2 separate regions of the Homo sapiens genome follow, and region 2 is linked to region 1. A link is a loop called in an ENCODE intact Hi-C map of the cell type or tissue named here. Cell type or tissue: chondrocyte. All regions are shown on one strand. Each heading gives the region's core, and the rest is flanking DNA. Links, peaks and the distances in the headings are about the cores only. Region 1 overlaps SHROOM3 (shroom family member 3). Region 2 overlaps SDAD1-AS1 (SDAD1 antisense RNA 1).

Evidence for each region. A loop is a pair of places that touch in the nucleus more often than their neighbours do. Peaks named below come from ENCODE experiments on the same cell type or tissue, not always from the same donor. Only the 100,000 strongest peaks of a DNase experiment are listed, where the experiment ranks them.
Region 2: it touches region 1 in a loop (4-fold over the local background); 2 of 110 quality-filtered maps call a loop at or near these places.

Annotation. Positions count from the first base shown.
Region 1 is chr4:76,753,228-76,761,566 of GRCh38, forward strand. SHROOM3 (shroom family member 3) reads left to right here. Exons shown (of 11, transcript NM_020859.4): 7 at 1,084-1,965; 8 at 3,222-3,710; 9 at 6,318-6,468. All of the region lies in intron 1 of SHROOM3-AS1 (SHROOM3 antisense RNA 1), which reads right to left. Among named protein-coding and RNA genes, the nearest start is that of SHROOM3-AS1, 45 kb to the right of the region's middle. RefSeq lists silencers at 689-983, 5,837-5,906. In chondrocyte, for the core only: CTCF peaks have their summits at 5,271 (motif pointing left) and 5,475; a DNase peak (open chromatin) is centred at 1,374.
Region 2 is chr4:75,991,508-75,999,846 of GRCh38, forward strand. It overlaps SDAD1-AS1 (SDAD1 antisense RNA 1), which reads left to right. Exons shown (of 3, transcript NR_125906.1): 2 at 4,599-5,237. Among named protein-coding and RNA genes, the nearest start is that of SDAD1, 4.7 kb to the left of the region's middle. In chondrocyte, for the core only: a CTCF peak has its summit at 4,446 (motif pointing right); no DNase peak of the experiment used is centred there.

The DNA.
Region 1 (8,339 bases), core at 326-8,325:
CTTTATTCCATCATCTGCATCTATGTATAATAAAGGAAAAATAAAGGCATGAGAAGAGCTAATTTGGTTCTTTGCCATCTTCTTCCACCACATGCTGCATTCTGTTTGCCTGGCACTTGGATGATCTTGTGGCAAGCCCTGTGTTATTGCTCTGATGTGGGACTGAGTCACCACTCCCTCAGAGGAGTCAGATCTGTGAGATGAAATGTGCCATCTGCACTCCAGATCCACTCACATAGCCAGTCAGGGAACTGCAGACAGGGAATGTACAAATCACGGTGGGTTTGCTGGAGAGCTTTTTATCCTCACATTAACTCTTGCATAGCAGGTAGTGCCACAGACTCTTTTTTCTGTTTTGTTTTGTGGATTTTTCTCCTTTAGAACACAATAACAAAAGTTTTGCGAATTGTTGGGTTTTTCCTCGGAGTCTAGCGTACAGTTGTTTAAATCACCATGTACTATATTTGCTTATTATTGCCAGCCTCTTTCTCCAGAGGTAACTGCTTATTAGCTCCTTAGGTGAGACTCTCCCCCTCCTTTTTATTTTTCATCAGATGAAATGAAAACACTAGGAGAGTAAGCAAAAGTTGTAAATAAAACCTTCAAATTCAGCAGCCCATGCAAATGCTTTCAAAACAGACCTCCCCCGTGGGGATCGCACTGGGAGAGAAGAAGGCAGCATTATTTTTCCCCAGAGCTGGGAGCTATTTCCTGAAGTAGTCCTAAAAGGGGCTGAAGAAATGTACTGTTTGTTTTTATAGCCTGAAGCCTGTCCTCAAAAGCTGCCTTATGTTGCATGGTGTGTACAGGATGTGGGGGCGGTGAGAGGGTTAATAAAAGAAAATGCCTTGTGAACCCAGTCATTCCATGTGACATTTTCCTGTAGGAATTTATGCCTGCCTAGTACTGGTTTAACTTGGGTCTTCCTGTGAGCAGCCAGGGAAGACAGTGTGCAGTTTCTGGGGGAAGGAAAAGAGGTCCTCCTTCCTCTTAAATGCTTTTCTCATCTATGTAAGGAGCATTGGGCTGCATGTTTGCCCCTTTCTTCAGAGCTGTAACCCTCCTGTCTGTGTGCCGTTCCAGGTCACTCAGTTGTTCAGAAAGAGGCCAAGAAGAGATGCTGCCGCTCTTCCACCATCTCACCCCTCGTTGGGGTGGTTCAGGCTGCAAAGCCATTGGTGATTCCTCCGTTCCTAGTGAATGTCCTGGAACCCTGGACCATCAGAGGCAAGCCAGTAGGACACCCTGCCCCAGGCCACCACTGGCAGGAACGCAAGGGCTGGTCACAGACACCAGGGCTGCACCCCTGACCCCAATTGGCACCCCTCTGCCTTCAGCCATTCCCTCTGGCTACTGCTCACAGGACGGTCAGACAGGGCGACAGCCTCTCCCGCCCTACACCCCTGCCATGATGCACAGAAGCAATGGTCACACCCTGACCCAGCCTCCCGGTCCAAGAGGCTGTGAGGGCGATGGCCCAGAGCATGGGGTAGAAGAGGGAACGAGGAAGAGGGTCTCGCTGCCTCAGTGGCCACCTCCTTCTCGAGCAAAGTGGGCCCACGCAGCCAGAGAGGACAGCCTTCCTGAGGAATCCTCAGCCCCTGATTTTGCAAACCTGAAGCACTATCAAAAACAGCAGAGTCTTCCAAGTTTATGCAGCACTTCTGACCCAGACACACCTCTTGGGGCCCCGAGCACTCCAGGGAGGATCTCCCTCCGAATATCTGAGTCTGTCCTGCGGGACTCCCCGCCACCTCATGAGGATTATGAAGACGAAGTGTTTGTGAGGGATCCGCACCCCAAGGCCACGTCCAGCCCCACATTTGAACCTCTTCCCCCACCCCCACCTCCTCCACCGAGTCAGGAAACCCCGGTGTATAGCATGGATGACTTCCCTCCACCTCCTCCCCACACTGTATGTGAGGCGCAGCTGGACAGTGAGGATCCCGAGGGGCCACGCCCCAGGTGAGTGAGCAGACTGGGCAGCTTTCCCCCACTAACAGGAGAGTGTCATGCCCCAGGTGGCCCAGGTCCTTCTGCTGGCCACAGAAGAACCCTGGCATGGAGATGTTTCTATACAGCTCAGCTCAGGACACTGTTGATCTGTTTGCCTCAGGAGGTAGTTGGACCAGTGTCATTGGGTACTGAGGAGTCAGGGTGGCAGAAATGAAAGCTGGGACCCAAGGGGCACATTTCACTTCTGGGGACAGGATAGGCTTAGGCGGTCCAAGTAAATCCCTCCTCCCTGGATGAGTTCTGAATCAGTTAGGAAATAAGACAAAAGAGGAGGGCATATAGAAGACAAAAACATCACTTTTATTACTGACAGAGCTAACATTAAAGAATATGGCTTCAGATTGTAAGTGGGTCTCTTGATACTGAACCCCCAAGTTAAACAGCTTTACCTACCTCATCAAAGGTCATGTTAGACACACAAATACACATAGATATTAATATATACAGCCTTGAGGCAGCCTCAGTCTCAAAAGAGAAGAGAGACTGGGATGTGAATGCTCAGCTTCTCTTTCCAAAATCACTCCATGTCCATAGGGAGGAATAAAGAGTAGGGCTCAAGGTCAGTAATGTTTAGGGAAAACCTCTTGGAAGCTAGGAGAATGAGAAAGAAGCATTCCCCAACACATAGTCCCTAGAACAAGTAATCTCTCAAAACACCAAAAAAACACATTGCCTGACAGCACCTTTTGAGTGGCTTTCTTTAAACACCACAAGAGTGACTTACTACCACTACCCCTGTTAACCTAGACCTTTCAGAAATCTCTGGAATCTAACAGCAACATTCACCAGAACTGAATTCCTAGTCCATCTTCCTCAGGAGATGACAACCTCCTGACCAGCTGCTGGGCTCAGGAGCCCCTTTAGAGTGCTGTTGTTTTCTAAAGAAGGGGTTGATCTCAAATGTGACTATCTCACCCTACTCCTATGTATATATCTATGTATGTTTGTGTGTCTAGCATGACCTGTGACTAGGTAGGTAAATGTTTTTAGTTTCGGGGTTCAGTATCAGGAGACCCACTTATAATCAGAAGCCATATTCTTTAACATTAGCTCTGTCAGTAACATGTGGAAGATGTGGAAAGCTACAGCCCTGATGTGGAAAGCTTCTCCCTCAGTCTTTCTCCACCCTCTTATCATCACCCTTCTCTTATCACTCTCTCTTTCTCTCTCTCTCTTTTTTTTTTTTTTTTAAATATCCCTGGCAGCTTCAACAAACTTTCTAAAGTGACAATTGCAAGGGAAAGGCACATGCCTGGTGCAGCCCATGTGGTAGGTAGTCAGACACTGGCTTCCAGACTCCAAACTTCTATCAAGGGTTCAGAGGCTGAGTCCACACCACCCTCCTTCATGAGCGTTCACGCCCAACTTGCTGGGTCTCTTGGTGGGCAGCCAGCACCCATCCAGACTCAAAGCCTCAGCCATGATCCAGTCAGTGGAACTCAGGGTTTAGAAAAGAAAGTCAGTCCTGATCCTCAGAAGAGTTCAGAAGACATCAGAACAGAGGCTTTGGCCAAGGAAATTGTCCACCAAGACAAATCTCTAGCAGACATTTTGGATCCAGACTCCAGGCTGAAGACAACAATGGACCTGATGGAAGGTTTGTTTCCCCGAGATGTGAACTTGCTGAAGGAAAACAGTGTAAAGAGGAAGGCCATACAGAGAACTGTCAGCTCTTCAGGATGTGAAGGCAAGAGGTAAGTCCCTGGTGATGTCCTCAGAGAGACTTACAATCACACTCCTTCCATGGGGATGATGATAAGTCTAGGACTAGTTGCCTGATGTTCTCCTACTGCCACAGCTCCTGAACCAAGAGTGACATTTTATCTCAGTCTTGGAGGAATGGCTCTGGCAGTGAGGATGTGGGACAGATATGCAACAACAAAGAAAGTAATAGTAATAATTATAATAATTGCCATTAGTACCCATTGTTAACGTTGTGTGTCAAACATTGTATTAATTTATTTATATCAACATTATTTAATTTTCACAAGAACTTTCTGAGGTGGCTACCAATTTTACCTCCATTTACAAATGAGGAAACTGAAGTACAGAGGAATTAAGACCATGCTCACCAAGGTCATTGAACATGTGAGTGATGGCACCTGGATTTGATCACAGCCCCATGACTGTGCCTGTCTCCAGCAATTACACAGTGCCCCCAGCTCAGCAAAGGTGTACTTGCCGGTTCTGTATCAGAGCTGCTCTGGCAGAGAGGCCCTCAGAGCTCGGTGCTGGGAAAGGAGCAAGTGGAAGTGGTGAGCGTGGCCAACGTCTTGCCAAGACTGAGAGGGGAAGGGCTTTGTAAGGAGGAGAGCCTAGAGAAATAGATTCGTGTACTACACTGACCCTTACCTCTGAGGCATTAAGGTGGGTGTTGGCGCAAATCCTGAAAATCAGGAAAGGTCTGAGTAGGAGCGCACTGTCTGGTTTGGCCCAGTCCGTGAGCCTCTGCTTCTGAAGCTCCTTGAGCCAGCCATGTAACACGTGTCCCAGTGTGCAGTCTGTGCTTTTCATTTCTCCTGGGTTACTGCAGTATTTTCTTGCATGTTTTATTTCCTTAAAAGACTACTATGAGAAAGACTGAGTAGCTTTCATTTTCTCTTAAATTTTCAGTGAAATCTTTGTGGATTGACAGTCTGGGACTCAGCAGTTAGTGGCTTCCAGACTAAATAAAAACAGAACATTTTATCCAAATTTGGGATTGCATTTTAAAAATTTCCAACTGATCCTAACTAAATTACTAACAGGAACACCACGTTTCATTTTATGGGGGAGAGAGAAAGGAAAGAGCTATGTGATACTTACAAGCTATTTGTCACATTGTCAGAGGCTCTTCTGATTCAAGGCCTTAACTGTCACCTTGTCCATTTCACTGCTTTTATTTTCAGATTTGGGAAACAGACTAATTGAGGTGAAGTGATTTATCCAGGGTCATGTCTTTAGCAAACACATACTGAGCACCTACAATGTGCAAGGCAATCCACTGGGTACTATGGGGACCCCAAAGATAAGATTTTTGTAGGTGTGCCAGTCAGTTCACCATGGGTGGTTGCAGTATGGTCATTCTGTTCTCTGACCACTGGCTGAAGGACCAAAGTAACATCCTTAGCAAAGTATTTCCTAGCATTACCACTGGAAATATATGTTTGCTCCGTCAGTTTAGAAGCAGAATGGTCATGGAGCTTTTGCAGCACTGAGACCTTCCTGGGGATTTAAAAAAAAAAAAAAAAAGGCATGCGCCATCTCCTGGTGGAAATAAGCATTGTCCTGTTGGGCATGAGATGGCCAGTAGCCATTGTGAGGGTTGGTCAGATGCCAGAGAATCCCATTTGTAATGCGGTGGACATATCTGAAAACAAAAACAAACAAAAATGTATCAGAAAATCTTTTCCCTGTCTTTCAATTAACTGGATTAAATGTGGTCATTGTTGCTTACTGGGACAGTTATCAAGCAGGAAACTAGTAAAGATGATTTTTTGTGTGTGTGGTTCCTAATTTCATAGTAAAATGATGGGCTAGATGTTAAATAATATCACAAGATTAAATAAAGTTCCTCTCCAAGAGAATCGTACTTCCATAGAGTCATTTATTCAGTGGGTAGGATATGAATTATAGGCTGAAAGGCAACTCAAATGTGGTAAAACAGAGAACTACTAGATAGCAGGTTTCTCAATTCTGAGTTTTTTCTTCAGCCTTAAAACATCCCTATTATATTATCAATGAGTAGATTTTATATCTTGTATTAGTTCACTGCGGACCAGCAAACTGCAGATTTCCCAGGATTATATGGGATAGCAGGCACACTTGAGAAGGAAAAATTTTGTGTGTTCAAGCAACAGTGCATAGTAGGCACTAGAAAGATTACATGTAACCAAAGGAGTATAGGAAATAATTGACCTAAAACCTGAGGTTTGTGCAGCACCTTGAAAATACTTTCACATTGATTGAGTCATGGTTCCACACTGCCTTTCTCTGAAATAAGGAGTCAGTGTCGTTCTTATATGAATCACAAAAGCAGAGAGGTTAAATGTCTTCTCCAGAGTCAGCTGGCGAGGCCATAGCCTTGACTCCCACTGTCATCCCTAATGCTGCTTTTGGTGGTTTTCCATCCCAAGTTTGCCTGGCTTCAACAGCCCTGTACATAGTAATCACTCATTAGTTAACAGTTACTAGTTTATCCTAATTTCTGGGAAAGAAATTAAATAGAATTGTTACGCACTTCTGAATGGACTGACATCTGCAGTGAAACAAAGCCTCTGGCGTGATCTGTGTGGCTATACTTTGTGCTCTTTTTGGCCCAGGAATGAAGACAAGGAAGCAGTGAGCATGTTGGTTAACTGCCCTGCCTACTACAGTGTGTCTGCTCCCAAGGCTGAGCTACTGAACAAAATCAAAGAGATGCCAGCAGAAGTGAATGAGGAAGAGGAACAGGCAGATGTCAATGAAAAGAAGGTAAATAAAGAATGGGATGCCCTTGTTCAGCTTTCCTCAGAAAAATTGACAAGGTCCATGTAATCAGCGTGGTGACTGGGCCTCTTGAGGCAGGTGGGGAAAGGACCTGTCACATCACCAGATTGCACCAAAATCATTAGACTTTGGATTTACATGGCACTTTAACTAATTTCCTCTTAGCTTTTCTGTGAGTAGGCAGGGCAGGTAAGCTACTGTACTTTTCGTTTTTACAAATAACAGAAGTGAAGCTTAGAGGGATTATTAGAAGTCTCATAGCCAGGACTTGAACCCAAGTCCCTAGCCTCCTAATCCAGCACCAGGACCCCGACACTGTTCTCAGCTGCTGGTTGGCCAGTGCCAACGGTGTGTGTAATTTTCTTGTTTCATAGTCAAAAGGAAAATTTTAAAATCTAGAAACTTTTTTTAGGGAAGGAGGCCAATTGTTAAATGACACTTCTGAGAAAAAGTAATATTAACCTTTATATCTTCCCCAGCCCTTTTTGAGGGACTTCAGCGAATAGCTTGAAAGTGCAGTGCTGGAATCTAGTTGTTAGCATTTGATACTCCTACAGAGATTTCAAATGTTAAGACACTTAAAAAATGACCGTGATGCTGCTGCTGTCTTCCCACATGCCATGGAGATCTAAACTGGGCTGTGTCTGCAGGGGAGAAAGTTCTCGCCTTCCACTTTCTCTATAGCACCAGAGGGGCTGCCTTCTGCTGTGCTTGCAGCTCTCTATGCAGCTCAGGCATGTGTGCTGCAAAGGAAAGCTTGCTTGCTTCTTGCTGAGCCTGGAAGGTAAGTGGTTTTCAGTGATCCTGATTCCAGGAGAAACTTTCTAGGGTGATTTTATTTCATTTGATCTACAATGTGTCCCAAGCTGTCTTGTCTGTTGGAATGAAACCACAGGATATAGACCCTAGGAGCAGAGGGTAACTGGACAGGAGGGATCTTTGCAGCACCTCTGGGTCATGGCTAACATGCTGATGCAACCATTGTAGTAGCAAGCTCCCTGCTAGCCCAAAGTTTTCCTATTTACATACTTGTCATTGTATACCCCTGATATATATACCTACCCCAGCACTGCTGAGCACTTCATTTAACGGGTCCCCTGATTGCAAATAAGACCACTTGGCTTTTGGTCTGTCTATATTTATCCCAAAGAGAGAGCTATGTATACACCCTTACATGTATCACGTTGCCATGGCATCTTTAACTGAACGTTTTACACAATTTTTTTGTTATTTTGTTTTCTGCCTTTGGGCATACCTGCTTTACAGTTGCAGTGTGGCAAATACTCATTGCTTTTCCTCCCTATCTTAATTTTTAAGTGTTTTTTTTTCTAAGTTTTATTTTAGAATCGGGGCATAGGCAGGTTTGTTACAAAGGTATATTGCATGATCCTGAGGCTTGCTGTATGATTGTATGCATCAACCAGGTAGCGAGCATAGTACCCAATAGGTAGTTTTTTAACCTTTGTCCCCTTTCCTTCCAACCCTCTTTTATTCCCCAGTGTCTGCTGGTCCCATATTTATGTCCATGTGTACCCAATTAACTGTTTTCCCATCACTTTCAATTATCACCCTCTCACTCGAAGCATTATGTGGCAAAAAGTATTTTTAGACTGAGAATATGAAGAAATAGAGAATTCATCCATCCTCACGGGAAACAACATTAGGTAGTATGTATTTCATTCCAAGTGTGGGCTATGTATTTGATTTTCTTTTCAACACAATGCTGTACTATCTTACTTGCACAAAACTCCTCTGACACTTGTACTACCACATTTTATGCTAATCAGAATTAGAGAATTTAAGGGCTGGGGTCACACAGTTAATAGATGCTAAAGTCAGATTTAACCTTATGTCTT
Region 2 (8,339 bases), core at 319-8,318, 760 kb before region 1:
GAGCGAAACTCCGTATAAAAAACAAAACAAAACAAAACAAAACTGAAAAGAACCGTGGCGCTAGATAACACTATTCCCTCTTAGGAGGAAAAAAGAGCAACGAGGGTCATATAAGTTAATGTGTATGATTTTAGATATGTTTTTATTTTGGTTTTGGTTGTTTCAACTTAGCGTGACCCATACAAGGGAAAAGAGGGCTGGATAAAATGTGATCATGTTGACCATTAATAAATGCAATTAATCGTTAAAATTCAACCATCGTTATAAGCTTTGTAAGCACTCCTCAGTCAGAGTTTTTAATTCAGATCCTGGTAATTCGAAGAGGAGAATACATTTCTACAATCTCAAGGTGTAAAAAATCAATAAGGGTTGAATGAATGAGGTAGGGTGTTGTGAATTAGAGAGAGAGAAAAAAAAACCTAATTACCCACCCTGTGCCAGGCACTATTCCAAGCACTTGTATTAACTTATTTAATCCTCAGAACAACCCTCTAAAATAGGTGCTATTGTTATCTACATTTTACAGAAGAGGAAACAAGCTCAGGGAAGTTGACTGCCTCAATTCATAGCCTGTGAGGAAGATGAGATTTCAATCTAGACAGTCTTGATTGTAACTACATGAGAAAAAACATAGCCTAACAGCTGGTAGCTGGTTGCTGGTCTGGCAAAATAGCCAGACAATAGGGTTCTGCTTAACCAAAGCAATTTTATAGAACGCCAACCTCATCTGTGACGATGATAAAATGAGCCCCAAACAAAACAACTCTGTAATCACACCTGCACACAAAATAAAGAATGCTTCACAAACCATGTTATTCAGCTGCTTTTGGAGAATGACTTATTTATTAATTATCAAATCAGTTACCTGTGAAGTTAAGAAATAAATGTCAGCAATAAATCTTTTTTAAAAAGCATAGATTTAAATTAAAATTTTTTGGCTAGGTTGTTTTAGTGAGGGCAAAAAAAGTATTCTCAAAACAAAATCTGGCTAAGTGTGGTAGCTCAAGCCTGTAATCCCAGAACTTTGGGAAGCCAAGGTGGGAGAACCACTTGAGCTGGGTAGTTCAAGACTAGCCTGGGCAATATAGTGAGACCCCATCTCTACCAAAAAGTTGAAAAATCAGCCAGGCATGGTGGCACAGGCTTGTGGTCCAAGCTACTGAGGAGGCTGAAGCAAAAGGGTTGCTTGAGCCCAGGAGGTTAAGGTTGCAGTGAAGCACTGCACACCAGCCTGGGCAATACAGTGAGACCCTGTCTCAAAAAAAAAAAAAAAAGAAAAAAGACTGCGTACAGGTACTTGAAAATGTCTGGTGTATTGAAACAATAGCCATAAGTTTGGTGTGACTAAAGGCTGGGAGGGCAGGGTGCAGCAGGGAAAGAGCTGAGAAGGTTATATTGTCCTGATATGAAAGGCTTTAATTGCTATTCTAAGGAGGGCATATAGGTCAGTTCATTTTACCTCCAGCAGCATGGAAGGCAGGATTTGTTTTTGATAAATGAGAACTCTAAGACTAAGAGTGGCTAACTGAATATATATTTTTCAGATGTTAAATAATTTGGGTATCTAAGGCCAACATCTCTGCTTTCATGTGAAATTCCATCCTTTATTTTTAAAATTATAATGTATTTATTTTATAGCTTTATTAAGATATAATTGATGTACAACAAACTACCCAGTGAACAATTTGATAAGTTTTGACATATGTATGTACCCATAAAACCATCATCACAATCAAAATAATGACTATATCCATCATCCCCAAACGTTCCTTGTGCCTCATCATCCCCAGACAAACACACATCTGCTTTCTGTCACCAAAGATATGTCTGTGTTTGCTGGAATTGTATACAAATGGAATCATACAGTACCTATTATTTGAGGTCAAGGTTCTTTCACTTAGCATAATTATTTTGAAATGTATCCATGGTGTTGTATGTATCAATAGTTCACTCCTTTTATTCCTGAGTAGTATTCCATCATATAGACATATTGCAATTTGTTTATCCATTCACTAGTTGCTGGATATTTGGGTTGTTTCCAGTTTTGGCTGTGAACATTCATGTTCAAGTCTCTTTTTAAGAGATAGGGTGTTGCTCTGTCACCAAGGGTGGAGTGCAGTGGCATGATCATAGCTCACTGCAGCCTTGAACTCCTAAACTCAGCCTCCCTAGTAGCTGGGACTACAGGTGGTGTGCCACCATGCCCAGCTAATTTAAAAAAATATATTTTTGGCTGGGCTCAGTGGCTCACGCCTGTAATCCCAGCACTTTGGGAGGCCGAGGCGGCGGGTCACGAGGTCAGGAGATCGAGATCATCCTGGCCAACATGGTGAAACTCCGTCTCTGCTAAAAAATACAAAAAATTAGCCGGGCGTGGTGGCGCGCACCTGTAGTCCCAGCTACTCAGGAGGCTGAGGCAGGGGAGTCGGTTGAACCCAGGAGGTGGAGGTTGCAGTGAGCCAAGATCGCACCACTGCACTCCAACCTTGGTGACAGAGCAAGACTCCGTCTCAAAAAAAAAAAAAAAAAAAAAAAAAAATATATATATATATATAAAAGACAGGGTCTCACTATGTTGTCCAGGCTGGTCTTGAATTCCTGGCCTCAAGTGATCCTCCCGCCTTGGCCTCTCAAAGTGTTGGGATTACAGGCTTGAGCCACCATGTCGTGCCATCAAGTCTCTATGTGGACATAAATATCTTGGTAAATGTCTAGGAATAGAATAACTGGATCAATATGATAGGTTTACGTGTAACTTTTAAGAAACTGCCGATCAATCTTTTGCTTCTACCATTCCACTGAAACTGTTTTTTATCAAGATCACCAATCACATCAATTTTCATTATTTAACTTAACCTGCAGCATTGGACACAGTTGGTCTCTCCCTTCTCCTGGAAACATACTTGGTAACTGACCTTTAACTGGTCTCTCTGCATTTTCCCTTACCCTCTTACACTGTATTTCCATGTAGTGGTCAGAGAGAGCCTTAAATGGATCAGGTTATTCTTCCAACTTCCCTTCTCACTCAGAGTAAAAGCTGAAGTTCTTCAGTGGCATAGAAGGCTGTTATGAACTGCATGATTGTGTCCCGCCAAATTCATATGTTGAAACCCTAACCCCCAATGGGATGGTATTAGGAGGTAATTAGTTCATGAAGGTGGAGTCCTCATGATGAGATTATCATCCTTGTAAGAAGAGACACAAGAAAGCTTACCTCCTTTCTCTCTGATCTCTGCCATGTGAGGATACGAGAAAACATCTGTTTGCAAATCAAGAAGAGTGCCTCATCAAATACTAAGATACTAGATCTGCTGGCACCTAGATTTTGGACTTGCCAGCCTCCAGAACTGTGAGGAATAAATGTTTGTTGTTGAAGTCATCGAGTCTGTGGTAATTTGTTATAGCAGCCCAAAACCTTATATGATCTGACCCCACACTATCTCACTGGGCTCCTCTCCCATCACTCTCCCCTTTGCTTACTCTGCGCCCCTTCAACCCTGCAATGATCCCCTAGCTGCCTTAAATGTGTCAAACTTCAGGCCTTCACACTTGCTGTTTCCTCTGATTCAAGTGCCACAAGCCTTGCTCTCTCATTGTCAAGTCTCTGCTCAAATGACAACTTATTAGAGATGTCTTCCCTGACCTCACAGCCCTCTGCTCACCCCACACTCCCTTCCCCTGCTTCATTTTCTCCAAAGCCCTTATCCGTCTCTGATATATCGTATACTTACTAGTTTAGTTGTTTATTGCCTGTCTTTATGCACTAGAATATGAGCTTAATGAAGACTGTTTTGTTCATTGTCTATCCTGTACACTTGGAGCAATGCATGCATATAATAGGTAATCAGTTAATATTTGTTGAATGAATGAATGAATGCATGGATAATCTCTAATGACTTCCAATTCTTCAACTGTGTGATTTATTAAAGCAGGAACTTAAAATATCTTGGACAAACGCAGATAAAATTTACCTGAAAATCAGTAAGTGACTAACGTGTGAATCCTTGTTATTACCTTTCTCATTAGAAACCAATGATATTGACTGTGTTCGGAAAAGCCAGTCATGTCTTCATCCTTTTCTGATTAAAATATATTGTTTTATTATTATTATTATTTGAGACAGGGTCTTGCTGTGTCACTCAGGCTGGAGTTCAGTGGCACAATCATGGCTTACTGTAACCTCAGCCTCCTGGGTTCAAACTATCCTCCTGCTTCAGTCTCCCAAGTGGCTGGGACTATAGGTGTGCACCACCATGCCTGGTTAATTTTTAAATTTTTTTGTAGAAATGAGGGACCGGGTGGGTGGGTCTGGCTATGTTGCCTGGGCTGGTCTCAAACTTCTGGGCTCAAGTGATCCTCCCGCCTCAGCCTCTCAAAATGTTGGGATTACAGGTGGGAGCTGCGATGTTTGGCCTATTGTTTAAAAAAACTGTTAGATTAGCCACTAGAGGGAGCTCATGCTTTTCTTGTTAACGGGAAAATTACATGATTTGACATGCCCACAAACTAAACAGAAATCTCATAAAGAATTATAGTCCTTAAAGCTAATTTAATTTTTTATTGCATTTTCTTTCTTCTTTCTTTCTTTCTTTTTTTAGACGGAGTCTCACTCTGTTGCCACGCTGGAATGCAGTGGCACGATCTCGGCTCACTGCAACCTCCGACTCTCTGGTTCAAGCGATTCTCCTGCCTCAGCCTCCTGAATAGCTAGGATTACAGGCATGCGCCACCACGCCCAGCTAATTTTTCTAGTTTTAGTAGAGACGGGGTTTCACCATGTTGGCCAGGATGGTCTCGATCTCCTGACCTCGTGATCCGTCCGCCTTGGCCTCCCCAAGTGCTGAGATTACAGGCGTGAGCCACCGCACCCGGCCTTTTATTGTACTTTCTTCCTCCTCTCTCTCTTTTACAGCTTTGTTATGAGTTTTCCCCACAAGCCCATGTATTTCTTTGCTCCTGTGGGCAGCGAAAACTTTTGGCCTTGCCTCTGGACAAATCTATCAGGGCTGATAGATTTTGTCATTGGTACAGGCCCTCGCTTCTCATCCACCTCCACTGCCTCTCTTTTTGCTGATCCAAGGTCCCCAACATTCTCCCTAGCTGGCAGAGATCATCCCTGTTTCCCCATTATTCAGAGAAATTTAGCTTAGTTTTGCTTTAACTTCCATACCATCAAAAGTCCTAGGCCCATCTCTCCCTAATCAAAGGCTCCATACAAAAGAGACATCTGCCCTGAGGTAAATTCTGAGGCTTTCAGTATTGCAGAAGTGATTGCTGGCATTTCTTTTTCTAAGCAACACATTTTTTCCCTCTCTGTTATATAGTTTATTTTGACATGTATCCTCTTACCTAATAGATTGTGATTTTTAGTTCTTCATTCCAGAGGAAATGCAGGTTGTCTACTCCAATGGTTAAAGAAAGCTGGTGGTAGATGGCTGTACCTACTTGGTCCTATACTCTACCAGAAGGCAGAGGCCAAGATTTAGTTTTCTGGAGATGGAGATACCAGCAAGTCCTTCCTTCTTTTTTTCTTTGAGCAAAACAAATTCTTTATTAAAACAGTTGACTTGAAACAGTATATTATATCTAAAGGAAGAGTTTTTTTTTAATCTGTATAGCAGACTTTTAAAGAAAGCAACTAGTTATGTATAACTTGACACCTTTCCCTCTAATCTTTTGTCAGTTTGCCCCAGTTCATAATCTTATTAATGGACTTAGATTAGACTGTTCCTTTGTGATTTATTCATCTCCTTAAAATGTAGGGTCCAAAGTTGAAAGTTCCCTCCTGAGAACTTTAAACCAATGTGGGTATCAAAATGCCTCAAGTGACTTCTTGGCTTGTGATGACTTGGGAGCTAATTCCACTCCCTATTAAGAAGTGTTGCCTGTTTTTCTTTCTCATTTAATTTCATCTCCTGTCTATATAGGCCAAAAACGAGACAGTACCTAAAGTATCTGTGATTGTAGTCTCTCTTTATCTTCCTTTCCAATAAGAAGGCAACTTTCCAGTTTCCCCGTAAGGATAAAACAACTACAGATAGCTTCCTCCCAGTTAACTGACCTAGAGATCGCTAGCATTTATTTATTTATTTATTTATTTAATTTATTTTGAGACAGAGTCTCACTCTGTTGCCCAGGCTGGAGAGCAGTGGCACGATCTCAGCTCACTGCAAACTCCGCCTCCTGGGTTCAAACGATTCTTGTGCCTCAGCCTCTCAAGTAGTGGAGATTACTGGCGTGTGCCACCACGCCCAGCTAATTTTTGTATTTTGAGTAGAGACAGGGTTTCACTATGTTGGCCAGGCTGGTCTCAAACTCCTGACCCCAAGTGATCCAGCCACCTTGGCTGGGATTACAGGCGTGAGCCATGGTACCTGGCCACTAGCATTTAAATTCATAAGAATAGTTTACAGATTAAATACGTCTGAGTCTTTTATCCATTGCTCTAATGTATAAAATTTGTTCAGGCACAGACTGCTTTCTAGTATAGCAAAATAATTGAAGATTTTAATCATAGAACAATCCTTACTAGTTAAAGTCATTTTATGACAGGGCATGGAGGTGGATATCAGTGTGGCCAGGAGGATTCTGGGATGGAGTCATGGGAAAAGTGGGACTTGAATCATGTGTAGGTGGGAGTCAGATGAGTTGGAAAGTAGGACAGGGCGAATAAAAGAATGAGCAATGCGAGGGCAGAAATGAGCATGAGATGAACATGACAAGAGTAGTTGAAATTGATTTGGAAAAGGCCTAAAATGAAAATTTAGGGTGAAGTATATGTCAATCAACTAAAAAATACATATTAGGAGCTTCCTAAGTGCCAGGCACTGCTCTAGGCATGCAGTAGTGGGGAAGACAAAGTTTCCATGGTCGAGAAACCTAAATTTGTACATGTGGTAGGGTAGGAGGGAAGATATAAGTACACACATTATTTTAAAAGGTAATTGTAGATTGTGATGGTTTGATCATTATATCTAATCATGATAAAAGAAAATGAAACAGACTCTAGCCACCGGATTTTTAAAATTGTGTACCCTTCTAGTTAAAATTAGAACAGCCATCCCATCTATGTATGTTTTGTTCTCTTGTTAGTTTATATTAGCATTATTAATATGATCTTCCACAGGAATTTCTTAGCAGGAGTCTTTTAGAGCCACTTGCCCATTTTGTGAAGGTTGGCTTAGTGAGCACTCTGTCTTGTAATCCTTAAATCCCCTTAACTACATGCACATAAATGGAAACTCATGTTGCAATCTGCAGAAGGTGAATGACTGAGTGAGGGCACATGCCAGCCCCTCAGTTGTGGCGATGTCACCTTTTCCTCAGGAATTTCTTAGCAGGAGTCTTTTAGAGCCACTTGCCCATTTTGTGAAGGTTGGCTTAGTGAGCACTCTGTCTTGTAATCCTTAAATCCCCTTAACTACATGCACATAAATGGAAACTCATGTTGCAATCTGCAGAAGGTGAATGACTGAGTGAGGGCACATGCCAGCCCCTCAGTTGTGGCGATGTCACCTTTTCCTCAGGAAATTAGCACATGACAAATGATTTACAGTCAATTTTCAGTTTTTTCTTGTTTTTTAGACAAAAATGTAAGTTCTAAATATTTTCATCAACTCCATAAGGTACACACACTGGAACCACTACCACTACCAGAGAGAGAGTCTGGGGAAAGAGTGGTTATTTTACTAAGGGTCATAAGAGAAGGGGACTCTGTGAAGTGACATTTAAACTGAGACTTAAGTGATGAGGCAAGAACCGCCATGCAAAGAAGTGTGTGTAGGCCCAGGTGTTTCAGGGAAGCAGAGCCACTATGAGTATTATGAGGATAAAAATTTACTATAGGATTCAGATCTCACAGATGAGGAAGGATCTCAGGGAGTGAACATCTAGAAGGGAGAGTCAGGGGATCAGAGGAAGAATCAGTGACTGGTCCATCAGAAGCACTGGGACAGTTGGACAAATAGAGCTTGTGTGAAAAATCCAAGAAGTTAAGCCCGTTCAGCGCCAAATTGGGGCTGCTAGGGTCTATGGGAGCTGTTGCTTCTGTGTAACTACCGCCTCTGTGGGTCCACTGCCAAATATCTGGGTGGGGGGCCTGGGACCATCACTGATCATGAGGCCAGCAGTCCTGAGCATAAGCTGAACATGGAGGAAAAGAGCAAGGACAAGCTGGGATCCACTGGCTACCAGTGTGTCTGTCAATATGTCTAATCAAGATTAAGGGTCACTCCTTCACTTTTGATTTCCAAATCTCACATGAGTTCTTCTTTGGCTAACTATAACCTGGAACCACACAGGGAAGGAGATTCTGGGAAATGTAGTTGTAAGACTAACCA